Linked DNA regions of Homo sapiens: region 1 is linked to region 2. The links are chromatin loops, found by intact Hi-C in ENCODE. Cell type or tissue: heart right ventricle. All regions are shown on one strand. Each heading gives the region's core, and the rest is flanking DNA. Links, peaks and the distances in the headings are about the cores only.

Region 1 (8,325 bases), core at 82-8,081, 300 kb after region 2:
AGGCTCAAATAAGAAAAGTACACTAGGGCCGGGCGCGGTGGCTCACGCCTGTAATCCCAGCACTTTGGGAGGCTGAGGTGGGCGGATCACAAGGTCAGGAGATCGAGACCATCCTGGCTAACACGGTGTAACCCCGTCTCTACCAAAAACACAAAAAATTAGCCGGGCGTAGTGGCGGGCGCCTGTAGTCCCAGCTACTTGGGAGGCTGAGCCAGGAGAATGGCGTGAACCCGGGAGGCGGAGCTTGCAGTGAGCCGAGATGGCGCCACTGCACTCCAGCCTGGGCGACAGAGTGAGACTCTGTCTAAAAAAAAAAAAAAAAGAAAAGTACACTAAATGTACCAAATAAAAACCCACCTGATGTTAGCTAGTAGTTATATTAGCAGTAGTAACTTGGATCTTGTCACAACCCTACCTCCCTATCTGACCTAGTTTCACACCACCCTGCTCATTAGGCATTAGTGACTTGCCCTTTACCTACACAATAATCCTGTGGCTCTTGATGGGATGACCTGAGGGAGGAGGGCCTTAGGGCCTTCACACGTGCTGTTCCCTCCTGAAATGTTCTCCCTGCCCTTCCCTCCTGGGCTTGGCTAATTTCTCATCTTTTTGCTTTAGCTCAAATATCACTTACTTCACCTCCCTAATCAAAATTAAAGTCTACAGAGTCCACAGGTGTACTCCCTTCATAGCACCAGCAGTACTATTTAGTTACTTCATACCAGGTGGAATTGTTCACAGAGTCTTCATTCAAATTACACTGACATCTGTTTTTATGGGTCAGTGCTTAAGCTGTGTGCACTGCGAAACATTTTGAATATCATCCTTGCGTGGAATCTGTTATTTTCCTTTAAAGCTATTATCATGATCAGTTTTCATATATAGGCTGGGCATGGTGGTTCAAGCCTGTAATCCCAGCACTTTGGGAGGCTGGGGTGGGTAGATCACTTGAGGTCAGGAGTTCGAGACCAGCCTGGCCAACATGGTGAAACCCTGTCTCTACTAAAAAAAAATACAGTCCGAGCACAGTGGCTTGCACCTGTTATCCCAGCACTGTGGGAGGCCGAGGCAGGTGGATCACCTGAGGTCAGGAGTTTGAGACCAGCCTGACCAACATGGTTAAAGCCTGTCTCTACTAAAAAATACAAAAATTAGCCGAGCGTGGTGGCACGCACCTGTAGGCCCAGCTACTCGGGAAGCTGAGGCAGGAGAATTGCTTGAACCTGGGAGGTGGAGGTTGCAGTGAGCCGAAATCGCACCACTGTACTCCAACCTGGGCGACAGAGCAAGACTCCATCTCAAAAAAAAAAAAAAAAAATTATCCGGGCGTGGTGGCGGGTGCCTGTAATCCCAGCTACTCGGGAGGCTGAGAAAGGAGAATCGCTTGAATACAAGATGGTGGAGGTTGCAGTGAGCCGAGAGCATACCACTCCAGCCTCCAGCCTGGGTAACAGAGTAAGACTGTCTCAAAAAAAACCAAAAATTCATATATATAGACAGACATATAAATACATATATGGATATTAGAGAGAGAGAGGCAGACAGGGAGAGGGAGAGAGAGAAAGTGTGAGAGAGCTTTTTTCTCTGTATCTTTCATGATTATAGGAATATGCTGTGCTCATCAAGATATACCCAATTGTGGCTGTGCACCGTGGCTCACACCTGTAATCCTTGCACTTTGGGGGGCCAAGGAGGGCGGATCACCTGAGGTCAGGAGTTCCAGACCAGCCTAGCCAACATGATGGAATCCCATCTCCAGAAAAACAAAAATACAAAAATTAGCCGGGCATGATGGCGGGTGCCTGTAATCGCAGCTACTTGGGAGGCTGAGGTGGGAGAATAGCTTGAACACAGGAAGCAGAGGTTGCAGTGAGCCGAGATCACGCCAATGCACTCCAGCTTGGGTGTCTCTTATTAACTGTTTATTTATTATTTATTTTGAGATGGAGTCTGGCTCTGTCGCCCAGGCTGGAGGGCAGTGGCGTGATCTCGGCTCACTGCAAGCTGCTGCTCCTGGGTTCACACGGTTCTCCGGCCTCAGCCTCTCAAGTAGCTGGGACTACAGGCGCCTGCCACCACACCCAGCTATTTTTTTTTTTTGTATTTTTAGTAGAGACGGGGTTTTACCGTGTTAGCCAGGATGGTCTCGATGTCCTGACCTCGTGATCCACCCGCCTCTGCCTCCCAAAGTGCTGGGATTACAGGCGTGAGCCACCTTGCCCAGCCTTTCTTATTAACTCTTTTTTTTTTGAGATGCAGTCTCGCTCTGTCGCCCAGGCTAGAGTGCAGTGGTGCGATCTCGGCTCACTGCAAGCTCCATCTACCGGGTTCACGCCATTCTCCTGCCTCAGCCTCCTGAGTAGCTGGGACTACAGGCGCCCGCCACCACGCCCGGCTAATTCTTATTAACTTTTTTTTTAGACGGGATCTCGCACTGTCGCCTGGGCTGGAGTGCAATGGCGCGATCTCGGCTCACTGCAACTTCCGCCTCCCGGGTTCAAGCGATTCTCCTGCCTCAGCCTCCCAAGTAGCTGGAATTACAGGCGCGCCACCACGCCCGGCTAATTTTTTGTATTTTTAGGGTTTTCACCATTGTTGGTCAGGCTGCTGGTCTCGAACTCCTGACCTTCTGATCTGCCCACCTCAGCCTCCCAAAGTGCTGGGATTACAGGCGTGAGCCACCACGCCCGGCCCTCCAGGGTCTTAATACAAAACCGGGTGGCTGGTGGCGATGGTACAGTAAGAAAAGCTCCAGAGGGGAAAAGCGAATATGTGAATTATCTAATCTCAGCCACTGATCCAACTCCATAGTCTGTGACTTTTGGAGTCCTCCAATACTTCCAAGCTGCATGTTCACATTTAAAGTTTCTGGGGGAAAACGAACAGGGTAGAGTTTTAGGAAATACCAGATGTTGCTGCGATTTTCTACAGTGAAGGGGCGTGGAAGGGGACAATGGGAGTAGAAGCGGGTTTCTGAAGTTGTGTTTGTACTTGATTTTAAGCGAGCTGTGAACAACTCGTGTCCAAATAAGTGGCTGAGAGGTGGTCCTAAGTAAGCACAAGTTTAGTAGTAGAGTACTCGTAACACAGAACTGGCTGAAACCCCGCCCTCTTGTCTACGGGCGTTCTTTCAGGGCGACTTTGTCAGTACCCCAAACTGTCCCCGCATGAGGTCACTCTGCACGGTCACGTGCTCGAGCCCGCGGGAGCGCCACATCGCCAGCCGCACCCCTCCACCCCCAACCTGCCCACGTGACCCGGCCTAGTTTCTCCAGGCCCGTCCCTACGTCTCACTCGGGAAGCCCCGCCCCACGCTGAGCGCTCCGCCTGCGACCCTCCGCCACTTACCCACCCCGGCTCAAGCACGACCCGTGGATCCACGTGCTTTTTCTTGTCCAATGGGAGCCGGCTCCCGGGCGCGAAGGGGCGGGGAGGAAAGGAACGACTGTGCTACGTTGCCAGAAGGGGCGGGACCTGCAACGTCCGACAGAACGAGGGGACGTAACGGAGGCAGGTTGGAGCCGCTGCCGTCGCCATGACCCGTGAGCACCGAGCCCCCTTCTCCTTGCCCTTTTCTTTCCGTTCACCCTAAACACCACCGGCGAGGCGCCGGCTTTGACCTTCCGTAGCTTCCCTAGCAAGGCGTTTCTCTGGGCGCGCTCTGTGGCCACCCTCACACTCGGTGCCCGGAAATCGAGCCCTTTGCCCACGGCTACTTCACGGGACCACCCTCCCGGGTTAGGCATAGGCCCTCCCGGATCTTCCGCGGTGTAAGGAGAAGGCCAGCGCCCCTGTGATAGGCCCAGAGCCCCCACTCCACAAGCCAGCCCATCCCCCACGGAGACCCAAACCGTCCACACACACCTTGCCAGCTGTTTGGGCCCCACGCCGCCCCAAAACACGCCTCCAGCTGGCCCCTTGGGACCTCCCTTCTCTAGTCCGTATTTTGACCTGGCCCGTGGCAGATTCGCCACTCCCCCCTACCCCAAGCAGCCTGGGCCTCGATGGGCCGTTGTCGGGGCCCGGAGATTGAAGTGGTGTTGGATCCTGCTGCTGGCCGCGCTGGGGTAGAAGGGTCGCCGGTGTGTGGGCAGAGCGGCCCCCGCGTCTCACCTTTAATTTTCTTTCCTTAGGCGGTAACCAGCGTGAGCTCGCCCGCCAGAAGAATATGAAAAAGCAGAGCGACTCGGTTAAGGGAAAGCGCCGAGATGACGGGCTTTCTGCTGCCGCCCGCAAGCAGAGGTAGCCCCAGGGAGGGGAGGGAAAGGGACGGTGGAGACCTGGGTTAGACCAAGGGTTATAGAAGGAAAGAGAGCTACCTCAGGGCTTGAATGTGGACTAGTCGTGAGGAGCAGAGTGCATTGCTTCCTCTAGGGTTTTATTTCCTCCCCACCCTCCAAATTGTTAGCTCACAGCCTTACAGGAAAGGACGGGGGCGGGCGCCTGCCCTCAGTCTGATTTCTGAGCGTCCCTGGGTCTGACCTTAAGGGCAAGGGCAGGGAGCTTCACATTTCAAATACAGTTGTGGTTACGGCAGCCCAGTACTTTTGGCCCTCCTTGCTGTTCGGTTCTCCTCCCTTCTCCCAACCTCCTCACTGGTGTTGCTGGGTGTGGTCCTCAATACAGAATAGAGACCCTTGGGCCTGTGTCACCAGACTTCTGACCCCTTGGGCAACAGCCAGATGGAGACTGGTCGCCTTTTGAGCCTCAGCTCTCTTCCTCTTGTTCTCCTAGGGTGGGAGTACAGCAGCCAAACGCTGAACTTAGTCCCATCCACTTCCATCTTATCCTTTGTGCCCTTCATCCCCCTGCATCTTGTCCTTTTTGCCCTCTGGTACCTCCCAGTGCCCCATCATCTCTACCCCCAGGGACTCGGAGATCATGCAGCAGAAGCAGAAAAAGGCAAACGAGAAGAAGGAGGAACCCAAGTAGCTTTGTGGCTTCGTGTCCAACCCTCTTGCCCTTCGCCTGTGTGCCTGGAGCCAGTCCCACCACGCTCGCGTTTCCTCCTGTAGTGCTCACAGGTCCCAGCACCGATGGCATTCCCTTTGCCCTGAGTCTGCAGCGGGTCCCTTTTGTGCTTCCTTCCCCTCAGGTAGCCTCTCTCCCCCTGGGCCACTCCCGGGGGTGAGGGGGTTACCCCTTCCCAGTGTTTTTTATTCCTGTGGGGCTCACCCCAAAGTATTAAAAGTAGCTTTGTAATTCCTTGAGCGCCTGGTTTGACTGGGGACTTGGGGGGATGGGGTTGGAAGAATGACTGCCCTTTCCCACCAAAAAAGGGAGAACTCTTTAGATTCAGATTGTGGGTATGTAGACTTAATAAGTGAAACATCACAGAAGAAGCCTTTATTATACAATGACAACCAAACAAGTACTCCGGATATGCAGTAGAGGAATCCTCTAAGAACCATAGAGACTTCTTTTCTGTGATTTTTGTTCCCCACCCTTGAACACCATCTCTAGGATGGAGTTGGCCTAAGAGTGAATGCTGCAAGATCTGTGTTTATGCCTCTTTTCCTCATTCTTCCTCAGTTTGTTCGTCTGCTTGAAAGTTGGCCAAAAAATCCTGCTGCTCACCGACTTCCCGTGGTCAGCTGCTGTCAAGCGTTCACTTTCTCTTCTGTCATTCCTCATGGAATGAGGGTGGTTTTGTCTTCCCGCTTCCCTTGACCTCAAAATCAGGATTAAAACCTGGGGTAGCCTCTGTGCTCCTTTCTTCTATGCCCTGGTTTGTTCTGTGGTTCTGGGCTTCTTATATCCGTGTGCCCAGGGCTGAACTCCTTATTTTCCTTTCTCCAAGGGCAGAGCCGAGTCTTCAGTCCCTGTTGGTCTTTCCCCACCCCCACTTCCAGCCCAAGAGCCAGGAAAGGGCTGGTGCCACACTGTCTGCTGGGATCAGCGGTGGTTCTTTGAGCTGCTGATTTGGGTGTTAGGCTCTTGAGCTGGGATGCAGATGTAACAGTAGCTCCAGTGAGTCAGACACTCTGCCCAGCACATTAGACTGTGTTTGACCACTTCTTCCAGTTCATAGTATTGACTTCAGCCCAAACGGAGATAACTCCCTGTGTGTCCTTGAGGTATTGAGCTGGGCTGGACAGCTCCCCTTGAGCCAACTCTAGGAGTACAATGTCAGGGGAACCCCAGTTTGTGAAAAGGACTTAGACTGGAGGATATTTGTTATCTGGGGATATGATGCGGTGGCGGCGGCGCCTCAAGATAAGGGGCTGGGGTTTCTGGGTGGGGGGCCAACAGAGTGGTGCCAGTAACAGCCCCAGATAGAGGAGTACGCAGGCCCAGCATGAGGCAACCTTGACCCAGAAGGTGGCCCAGCTACCCTTGATGAAGGTCTTTTCCAGTTCTGCTCCCTCATAGCTGTGTAACCAAAGGCTCTGGTTAGAGAATATGAAGGGCCTTAGCTTTTAGACCTGTTCTACCTCCTCACCAAATATAATGGCAGACCCATGTGTGTCTGGAATGGCCTTGAATTGCTCTTTCCTTAAAATAGCTAGCTCTTCAGGAGAGTATCTAAGGCCCACTCCATCTTACCTGAACCAGTTGGTAAGGGTAACCATGACATAGAGTGAGGCAAGGAAGAAGACGAAGTGGAAGGCAGAATAGTTGTAGGAAAGATGCTGGACTTGGACTGGAGGAGCTGGAGGGGTTTCTTGGTCAGCTGGCCTCGCAGCCCCACCCCTTTGCCCTGGAGAGAGGAAATGGCTGCTGGGAGCAGAGCTGCTGAAACACCTCTTCCCCTCTCCCCCAACTACCTTTGTTAAGGCTCTTGAGGGTTCTTATGGCACTCCACAGAGATCTACCACTTCTTATGGTTCCTCACTTGGCACTCACCTTTGTCTGCCTCCACTGTTTCAGGGCAGCAGAAACACAGTGAGGGCTTCTGCAAAACAGAACGCAGGTTTTGGAATGGTCTTAAAAGATGTGAGGGTGTTAATCTAGGAAACTTCCCCCGTGAAAAGATTGGTCTAGTATTAAAAAGTGGAGGCACACCTGGGTTCAAATTCTAGCTCCAGCATATAAGTGGCTGTGCAGACTTTGGTAAGATGTTTAATCTTTTGTGCCTCGATTTCTCCATTTGTAAAATGGAGCAAATACCTACCTCACAGGGTTGTTGTGAGGGTTAAATTAAATGAGATTATGTAAAAGTATCTAGCACAGTTGCCTAGCACATTGTGGGTACTCAATAAAAGGTAACAGCAGCTATAATCTGAGCATTCTGGGTAGAGGTTGGTAGGATGTGTGTGTGTCTTTGTGTGGGGGAGGGAGGGTGTTGGGGATATGGAGCTCTTTATCCTCACCTGAAACTCATAGCTGTAAACCTTGACAATCCACAGGGGTCCAAATACCTCAGCCAGGTAGGAGGCCTCATTGCTGAGAAAGAATAGAGTTCTTAAGCTGGTTTAGTTAAATAGGGATTATCTGGGGGCATTTACTACCAATTGGTCCATACTGGTAATCCTCAAAAGGGTACCATACTCCCTGTGCCCTTTTCCACCAAAGATTTAGAATTCTATTCATGTGAGAGCCCTAAGGTCTTTGGACATATTTTAAATTCTCAAGTCATTCCCCCCACCCCCTTCATCTCATACAGATCATCTGACAAAGTACTATTCTTAGAATTTGTCCCTGTTTGTGGGGAGCTTTTCTCACTCTAGTCTTGCTCTAAACTTTAAATAATGGTCCCAGACATTGTCCTGACCATCCTTCCCTGTCTTGGGCACCCTCCTTTCATACCTCCACCCTTGACACCTTTACGCACCAAGCAAAAAGCACACAAGCATACATGATGCTAGCACTCAGCATTGCTAGAGAGATATCTGGTGTTTGGGGTTCCATTTTACTCAGGCCAGGCAGGCACAGGGTGTGATTCTGTCCTTGAAGGATTACTGGGAAGGGACAACAGAAGAGATGGGTATTAACAATGAGCTAGGTATTTGGCAGGGGCAAAAAAAGGTCTTAGCATGGAGAATCCAGGTCCTGTCCCTTACCTCTCTCTGGAGGACGGCTGGACAGTGCAGAGAAAGTCAGATACATGATATAGCAGCTGATGACAGAAGCTTGTAGGAGGCCAGAGCGGGGTTGCTCTGGGGAGTAAGTATAATTGCTTTAGTCTACAGGCTGGTAATTTCCTCCATTTCTACCCCCACTTGTACTTCTGTCTCCCCATCCTTTGGTGGGGATAGGGAAGCAGAGATTCTTTTATCAAATAATTGAGATTAGGGAGGTAATGAAACTTGCTATGCTTTTAAGGCCCCCAAAACCTGGAATGCTGTAGGACATGTACCCACTGAGGCGGATGCAAGGAGCGAT
Region 2 (8,323 bases), core at 1-8,000:
TCTCCTGAATAGCTGGGGCTACAGGCACGGACCACCATGCCCTGCTATTTTTTTTTTTATTATTTTATTTTATTTTGAGACAGAGTCTCGCTCTGTCACCCAGGCTAGAGTGCAGTGGCACAATTTCGGCTCACTGCAACCTCTGCTTCCCAGGTTCAAGTGATTCTCCTGATGCAGCCTCCTGAGTGGCTGGTATTACAGGTACCCGCTACCACACCTCGTTAATTTTTGTATTTTTAAGAGACCGGGTTTCACCACGTTGTCCAGACTGGTATCAAACTCCTGACCTCAGGTGATCCGCCCACCTCAGCCTCCCGAAGTGCTGGGATTACAGGTGTGAGCTACCACACCCAGTCCTTTTTTTTTTTCTTTTGTAGAGACAGGGTCTCACTAGGTTGCCCAGGCTGATCTCAAACTCCTGGGCTCAAGTGATCCTCTTGTCTGAGCCTCCTAAAGTGCTGGGATTACAGGTGTGAGCCACTGCGCCCAGCCAAAAACCATTTCTTTTTAAGAAAAAACAATAGTCTTTAACCATCTCAAGCTAACATTCTCCTCTCTAACCACCTCCCCTTTCTACCACCCCAAAACTCCTGAAGTTCTCTACATTCTCCTTGGACCTTAGAAATATTGGGGCGGAAGACTGAGAAGCACTGATTAGTTAGAATGAAAGAGGAGGCATTAGAGTCATTAGGACCAGGTTCAAAGCCAGCTCTGCCACTTACTAGCAATGTACTCTAAAGCAAGTTATCTAATTTCTTTGTCCATCAATTTTCCCGTCTATACAATGGAAGTAATGTAATGTCTTCATCGTACAGCTGCTTTAAGAATAGGATTAAATAACATTATACTATATGCCAAACGTCCAATACAGGACCTAACACAGAGCATGAACTCAAAAAATGGGTATTATAAAGATATGCAAAAGACATGGTAACAATTGAATCTTGTTTAGGGTAAGAATTAAACATTCTAGATCTAAAACTGGTGGGGTACTTCAGTTGATAGATGGAAAACATGCCTAATAGTTCTGATAATACTCCTAAATTTTTTTTTTTTTTTTGCTGAGACGGAGTCTCACTCTGTCACTCAGGCTAGATAAAGTACACTGGTACAATCTCAGCTCACTGCAACCTCCGCCTCCCAGGTTCAAGCAACTCTCCTGCCTCAGCCTCCTGAATAGCTGGGATTACAGGCACGCACCACCAGGCCCAGCTAATTTTTCTGTTTTTAGTAGAGATGGGGTTTCACCATGTTGGCCAGGCTGGTCTCAAACTCCTGACCTCAAGTGATCCATCCGCCTCAGCCTCTCAAAGCGCTGGGATTACAGGCATGAGCCACCATGCCTGGCCCCTAAATACTTTTTAATAATTTTTTTCTACTAGGAGGAATGCTTATTTTGTTTCACATGCACAAGACAGATCATGATTTGAATAATGTAGGTATAAAAATTATTACCTTCACAAAACAGTTTCCAGCTATCAGTACTATTACAATACTATCTAATACAACCCTCAAGTCCCATTTCCTAATCCACAAGAAAGAGATTAATCCTTTTATCCTTGGGATGAGGCAACAGGTACAGATAAAAGAACAAATCTGATAATACATTTAAATAAACCCCTTCAAACACTGTATACCTGCTTGTCCTGTTTGGCTGAGGTAACTGCTCAATGACCTGACTGATGGAACCACATGTGTCCAAGTTAGAAGAATCCACAGGGTCTGAAAAAAATAACTGGATATTAGCATGAAAGACATTTACCAACAAACCTTAATACAAAATCAGGAATACAGACAATACCAATCTAATCAGTGACACTAGCACATCAACTTTTGAGTGACTACTACGCAGATACCACAGTAGGCTTCCTTACATACATTCGACACAACCACATAAAGTTTAAATCCACCCAGCACCAACAAGAGCACCCAAAAAATGCAAAGGGGACAGATAGCTTTAAACACCTCACCTGCAACCTTGTTTTCTTTCAAATGTTCATTGAACCCACTATTACCGTCTCCTCGTTCTTCTCCAGCTGTTTGTTCAGGATTGGACACAACATCCTAGAAAATACACATACAAAATATCCCCATTATATATGAAATAGTTCAAAATGAAACCTACTATTTGTGAACAATTTTTCCAATCAACTTTATTGAGAAGGTAATGATCTTCTAAATACTTATGTTTGCTGGTTTTCGGTTTAAAAAAAAAAATCTGCTCAATCTTCTTCAAACAAGGTATCACTCACCAACACAGGATTTTCTTTGTGCGTCTGGAGATTAGGAAGGTGTCGAGATAGCATACTGAAGTGAGAACCAGAATCATCCTCTAGAACCTGGCTTTCAGGCTGAGAATCTTCAATTATCAGGCAAGGAGTATCTTGCTGAGAGAAATCTGAATCCAACTGACTTCCAGTAGGGTCCATCTGCTCCCCTGGAATGGAATAACAAAAGATCAGTTCCGTGTAACCTACTAGCCTTGCTCACGCAGTCTAAACCTAAATAATGGGGCGGAAGTACAAGAGCTGGGAAACGGGACCACTTCAGGACTCCTCCAATTAGAATATTATATTTATAATTGCTGCAAGCACTTTCCTATCATGCCTACCAAGTCACCATTCCTCGTTATTTACAATAAGCCTGACTATCCCTCCCTATTTTTCATCACCTTCTCGTAGACACCCTTTCCCCTCCTTCCTAACCTCTTCTCTCCCCGCCCCTTTTTCCATCCCCCCCGCCACGTCCTTCTGGCGCCTCTACCTCCCCCCAAAAGAATGTTTTCTAAAATCTGTTCGCCAGAGGCCCCACAGCCTTTCAGCTTTCCTCACGACCACCAAGCCTTCTTAGCTAACGTTTCCCCACCCCCTCCTTAGGGCCCTCCAACCCCTTCCCCGTCACCGCCGCCATGCTTGCCACCCCGCCCCCTCCGGTCAGCCATCCCTTCAGACCCGAAATCCAGGCCTTCAGAGCCCACTGCACTCCCATTTCTCTCCAAACAGTACCAGGCATCCCGGCGGGAGGTCCCTCGCGCTCGAGCTAGAGGTCTCTGCACGCTCCCCAAGTCCCTCCAGATCGATCCCTAGGTCGCCGCTGTCGCCACCGCCGCCACCGGCCGCGAACTCCCCCTTTCCCGTCACGTCACACAATATCGGATCGTCCATTCGCTGCCGCCGCCCGCCACTCAAGAAATCCCGTGGATGATAGGTAGCTGCGGCAGAGTGCCCTGCCCCACGTAAGAAAAAGGAACACGGCGGCGCGTTTCCATGGCAGCATGGACGTTGCAGGCCCTCCCCTTTAGTAGAGCCGGAGAATGACGGTATCCTTGAACCGAAGGGACCTTGAGAGGGCGTGAAATACCTTCCCCTGCTTCCAGGACGATTGCATTTACCACTACTCAGACATTTCAGTACCTCTACCTGCTTTTTCTCGTTCACGCCCCTTAATCCCCGTCCCTCACCCTCTTTCCTGGAAAAGGAGAGAGTTTCCCAGCTTTCTCATAACAGGGCAAAGAAGAAGCGGCTTGAGGATGGCTAGGTACTTCAGAGCTGGTGAACCCAACAGAAGAGACTCTTTCTTCTTTGACACAGGGTTAACCTGTGTCAATCAGGATCCCTTTTGTGGGCCTCTACCCTGAATCCAAGGGCCTGACATTACATCTCTGCCAGGGCGTTTTTAGTATTTGTTTGTTTTTACATTGTATAAGGGCTCCAGTAAGCCATATTTCTTCCCATTGCCCTTTTCCGCCTAGGACGTATTTCAAGCTTCACACTTGTTTATCGTTGCCTTATCTTTTATGGGATTGCCTGCAGAGACTACAGCCCCAGACATATTTTGCACCTCCCATTGAGAGAATTGAGCACTGTCATTCTCAAACTCCATGGTAAAGAGAACAGCTGCCACCCCTTCTAACTAGATGACCTCAAAGATACTTCCAAACCCAGAGATTCTATTATCCTAATTATGGTGCCAGGGTCTTAAAGAGGGTGTGGCAGCTGTGACGAGTCTTAATGAACTAAGCCCCATGTGGCATATGTGTTTGTTTTGTTGTTGTTGTTGTTGAGGGGTGGGGGTATATTATTTAAGTGGCAGTTGGATCCAGGATAGAATTCTAGCCAGAGCAGCTGTCAATAGGGAAAGCACCTAGCACAGTGCCAAACATATACATAGTAGGCATTCAATATGAGGCAGTTTTCTCTTTCTACCCCAGGCTCAGATTTATTTCGGCACAGCCCAACCATGATTCTCCATTTCTGTAAATGCCCAATTCAGCACGTGATATAGGCAAAGCTGAAGTGGAGCTTCCTACCAGTCTTCTCACTGCTGCTATAAATTACAGTGATCCTATTTTCCAAACCAAATTCAAAGCATGTTGTCTGAATACACGTTACTTATGGGAACAAAAGGACTGACTCCTTGAAACTGTCCTGAAAAATCTAGAATCTATTACTGCTATAACTGGAATATAATTATGGTCGCCAGTATGTTTTATTAGTGGAGCTAAAATGAAATGGACCACACAGAGATGCATCTCACTTCTTAATCTTAAAATCATTTATAATTGACTCTTTTCATACTCCACTCCTAAAGCTGCAGAACACCAGTGACTAAACAAATCTAATACTTAAAGACCAGGTTAGAGCAATACTAACTACACTAGCTGGACAAAGTGAGTTCATCTGCTCTATTTGAGAGGGCACAACCAACCAGGTCCTGTTATGAGTAAATCATGACCTTGAGTCCCATAAAAATCCCCCAAAAGTTACCATTTTTTTGCTTTTCTTCTCCAGCCTGCTTCTGCTTCCTCCCCAAGTGAGGCACAAATAAACAGATCTGTTTGATTACTTGACAAGTGTGTTTGTCGAAACATAAAATGGCTGGGCGCAGTGGCTTACACCTGTAATCCCAGCACTTTGGGAGGCAGAGGCAGGTGGATTACTTGAGCCCAGGAATTTGAGACCAGCCTGGGCAACATGGCAAAAGCCCATCTCTAAAAAATATACGAAAAAAATTAGCTGGGTGTGGTGGCATGTGCCTGTAGTCCCAGCTACTCAGGAGGCTGAGGTGAGAGCATCTCCTGAACTAGGAGGCACAGGTTGCAATGAGCCAAGATTGCAACACTGTGCTCCAGCCTGGGCAAGAGAGTGAGACCCTGTCTGAAACAACAACAATAAAAACCTAAAAACCGCCAGGCGCAGTGGCTCACACCTGTAATCCCAGCACTTTGGGAGGACGAGGCGGGCGGATCATGAGGTCAGGAGATCGAGACCATCCTGGCTAAGATAGTGAAACCCCGCCTCTACTAAAAATACAAAAAATCAGCTGGGCATGGTGGTGGGCGCCTGTAGTCCCAGCTACTCAGGAGGCTGAGGCAGGAGAATTGCTTGAACCCTGGAGGCGTAGGTTACAGTGAGCCGAGATCGTGCCACTGCACTCCAGCGTGGGCAGCAGAGTGAGACTCCGTCACACACACACACACACACACACACACACACACACACAAAAGCCAGGTGCGGTAGCTCACGCCTGTAATCCCAGCACTCTGGGAGGCCAAGTCGGGCAGATCACGAGGTCAGGAGATCGAGACCATCCTGGCTAACACGGTGAAACACGGTCTCTACTAAAAATACAAAAAATTAGCCGGGTGCGCGGGCAGGCGCCTGTAGTCCCAGCTACTTGGGAGGCTGAGGCAGGAGAATGGCGTGAACCCGGGAGGCGGAGCTTGCAGTCAGCAGAGATCGCGCCACTGCACTCCAGCCTGGGTGACAGAGTGAGACCCCGTCTCAAAAAAAAAAAAAAAGCCTAAAAACCTCAGCCTGACTAAAAATAGATAAATAAATGAGTGAGCCATTTGCATTACTAAACAAGAATCTTAAAAAAAACTGTTAAGAAAAACTATTAATTCCTTGTTAGGCAGTGTGGCAATTAAATTAATCATTAAATTATCCAGAAAAATAAACTACAGGCAGAATGGTTGCAGCTAGATGAGCCAAAGGCCTTTATTGACTCCTAGACTGCAAAGGACCAACAGCACATCTACCTGTCTACAGGTAACATCTTTTCCTAAACCACCTTAGACAGAGAAATCTAACTTACCTCTAAAGCCCTCCCAGAGAAGGCTCATCAGATCTTAGGTTAACTTGCTTTAAAGTTTAACAAACCTCATTGTCAGAAATTTTTCTTCTAATATTAATCTTCTAATCTTCTAACCTAAATCCTTTATTATAGAATTTAAAGCCATTTCCTCTCATATTGTCTTTAACTGCTATCTTTAAAACCTAGATAGATGTCATTAAGTTGGGATCATCTCATTTGGTCCTATAATTATATAATAAATTTCAAACCATCAAACAACAAATCTAAATACTATATGACTTAGTTTGTGAGTATTTTTCTGAAGCCTCCTCAAAGACTTCTTAAGCAAAAGAACCCTAGCCCAGCTTATTCTTCCCTCACAGGTATTCCACCAACCTTTAAAGTTGCTTCACGATCTTATGAAAACTCATAGTTTTGGAGCTCAGTGGCAGAGTACTCTACTGAGGAGAATTGACAAGTGCCAAATTTAATGATAGGAAAACAATCATATATTCCTTTTTTTTTTTTTTTTTTGAGATGGAGTTTCACTCTTTTTGCCCAGGCTGGAGTGCAATGGTGTGATCTCCGCTTACGGCAACCCCTGCCTCCTGGGTTCAACTGATTCTCCTGCCTCAGCCTCCTGAGTAGCTAGGATTACAGGCATGTGCAACACACCTGGCTAATTTTGTATTTTTAGTAGAGACAGAGTTTCTCCATGTTGGTCAAGCAGGTCTCGAACTCCGGCCTCAGGTGATCCGCCCACCTCAGCCTCCCAAAGTGCTGGGATTACAGGCATGAGCCATAGTGCCCAGCCTCTCCCCTCTTTGTATAGAAGTAATCAAATCTTCACATCCAAGTATCATCTCCTGTCCACTCTACTTCTCTACGTTTGCAGTCTGGCTTCAACCTCCATAAATCTAATGCCTAGCACAATGCCAGACACAAAGTAGTTACTCTAAACATGTTAATGACTGATTCTAAAATTTTCTTGTCAAATTACCTCATTATCAGCCAGGTGCGGTAGCTCAAGTAATCCCAGTACTTTGGGAGGCCAAGGCAGGCTGATTGCTTGAGCTCAGGAGTTCAAGACTAGCCTGGCCAGCATGGTGAAACCCCGTCTCTATTAAAAATACAATGGTGGTGTGCACCTGTATTCCCAGCTACTCAGGAGGCTGAGGTGGAAGAATCACTTGAACCTGGGAGGCAGAGGTTGCAGTGAGCCGAGATCGCACCACTGCACCCCAGCCTGGGCTACAGAGTGAGACTCTGCCTCAAAAAACAACAACAAATTACCTCATTATCTTTGACGTCTGTAGTGTCTGATGCTGTTGCCATTCCCTCCTCAAAATTCTCATCCTGTGACTCGATAAATCCTGGCTCTTCTCTACCATCTCAGCTTTCTTTCCAATTCCTAACTTCCTGGAAGCCAGTACTATAGAATAAAAATCGAGAGTGATATGAACATGCTCAACACAGATGAACCTTGAAAACATTATGCTAAGTGAAATAAGCCAGACACAAAAGAACAAATATTGTGTGATTCCACTTATACGAGGTACCTAGAGTAGGCAAATTCAGAAAGAGAGAAAGTAGAATGGTGGCTGCCAGGAGCTAGGAGGAGGGAGGAAAGGGAATTTATTGTTTAATGATTTACATAGCTTCAGTTTGGGAAGATGAAAAAGTTCTGGAGATGGATGGTGGTGATGGTTGCACAACAATGTAAATGTACTTAATGCCACTGAACCATACACTTAAAAATGGTTATAATGGTACATTTATGTTATGTGTATTTTACTACAGTAACAAAAGTTTTTCAATGAGACTAAACTTTAATATTTAAAGATGTGTACTTAGATCATAAAAAATTTTAATAACAGGATTGCAATAAAAGAATGTATGGTTAATTGTATAGGTAACAGTGGGGTTGTAATTCATTAAGAGGCATGTGAGGTGCTTGGAAATGTTCTATTTTTTATTACCAGAGGCATTACACAGGTATACTATTTATAATTCATAAATTTGTACATTTATATTTTATTTTATTCACTTTATGTGTGCTATGTTTCACAATAAAGATGATTCAAAATAAATATCATTAATGCTAAAACTCATAATATGGTGAAAGAGGGTATATACATGATCTCAAAGTATCTCCCTAAAATGTACTGAATTATTACAAAGAGAAAAGTGGTAAATTTGCAGTGAAGAAACCTGGTATTCACCAACTCAACCAAGTGATCTCAGTTAA

What was found. A loop is a pair of places that touch in the nucleus more often than their neighbours do. Peaks named below come from ENCODE experiments on the same cell type or tissue, not always from the same donor. Only the 100,000 strongest peaks of a DNase experiment are listed, where the experiment ranks them.
Region 1: it touches region 2 in a loop (7-fold over the local background); 3 of 110 quality-filtered maps call a loop at or near these places.

The regions. Positions count from the first base shown.
Region 1 is chr15:43,788,842-43,797,166 of GRCh38, forward strand. SERF2 (small EDRK-rich factor 2) reads left to right here and starts at 3,479. Exons shown (of 3, transcript NM_001018108.4): 1 at 3,479-3,542; 2 at 4,134-4,242; 3 at 4,869-7,238. The coding sequence starts at 3,536. The coding sequence ends at 4,932. It overlaps SERINC4 (serine incorporator 4), which reads right to left. Exons shown (of 12, transcript NM_001258031.2): 6 at 8,304-8,325; 7 at 8,004-8,099; 8 at 7,775-7,901; 9 at 7,314-7,386; 10 at 6,847-6,895; 11 at 6,547-6,700; 12 at 5,321-6,372. The coding sequence ends at 6,159. SERF2-C15ORF63 (SERF2-C15orf63 readthrough) reads left to right here and starts at 3,135. Exons shown (of 6, transcript NR_037673.1): 1 at 3,135-3,542; 2 at 4,134-4,242. MIR1282 (microRNA 1282) reads right to left here and starts at 4,918; the gene lies at 4,818-4,918. RefSeq lists enhancers at 182-681, 484-573, 2,974-4,173, 3,962-4,291, 4,627-5,480 and 2 more and a silencer at 3,162-3,241. In heart right ventricle, for the core only: no CTCF peak of the experiment used is centred there; DNase peaks (open chromatin) are centred at 3,360 and 3,790; H3K4me3 peaks cover 3,797 bases; H3K27ac peaks cover 5,373 bases.
Region 2 is chr15:43,490,032-43,498,354 of GRCh38, forward strand. It overlaps TP53BP1 (tumor protein p53 binding protein 1), which reads right to left and starts at 3,125. Exons shown (of 28, transcript NM_001141980.3): 1 at 3,006-3,125; 2 at 2,253-2,437; 3 at 1,971-2,064; 4 at 1,638-1,722. The coding sequence starts at 3,012. RefSeq lists enhancers at 2,151-2,859, 2,860-3,566, 5,063-5,563. In heart right ventricle, for the core only: no CTCF peak of the experiment used is centred there; a DNase peak (open chromatin) is centred at 3,210; H3K4me3 peaks cover 2,064 bases; H3K27ac peaks cover 1,572 bases.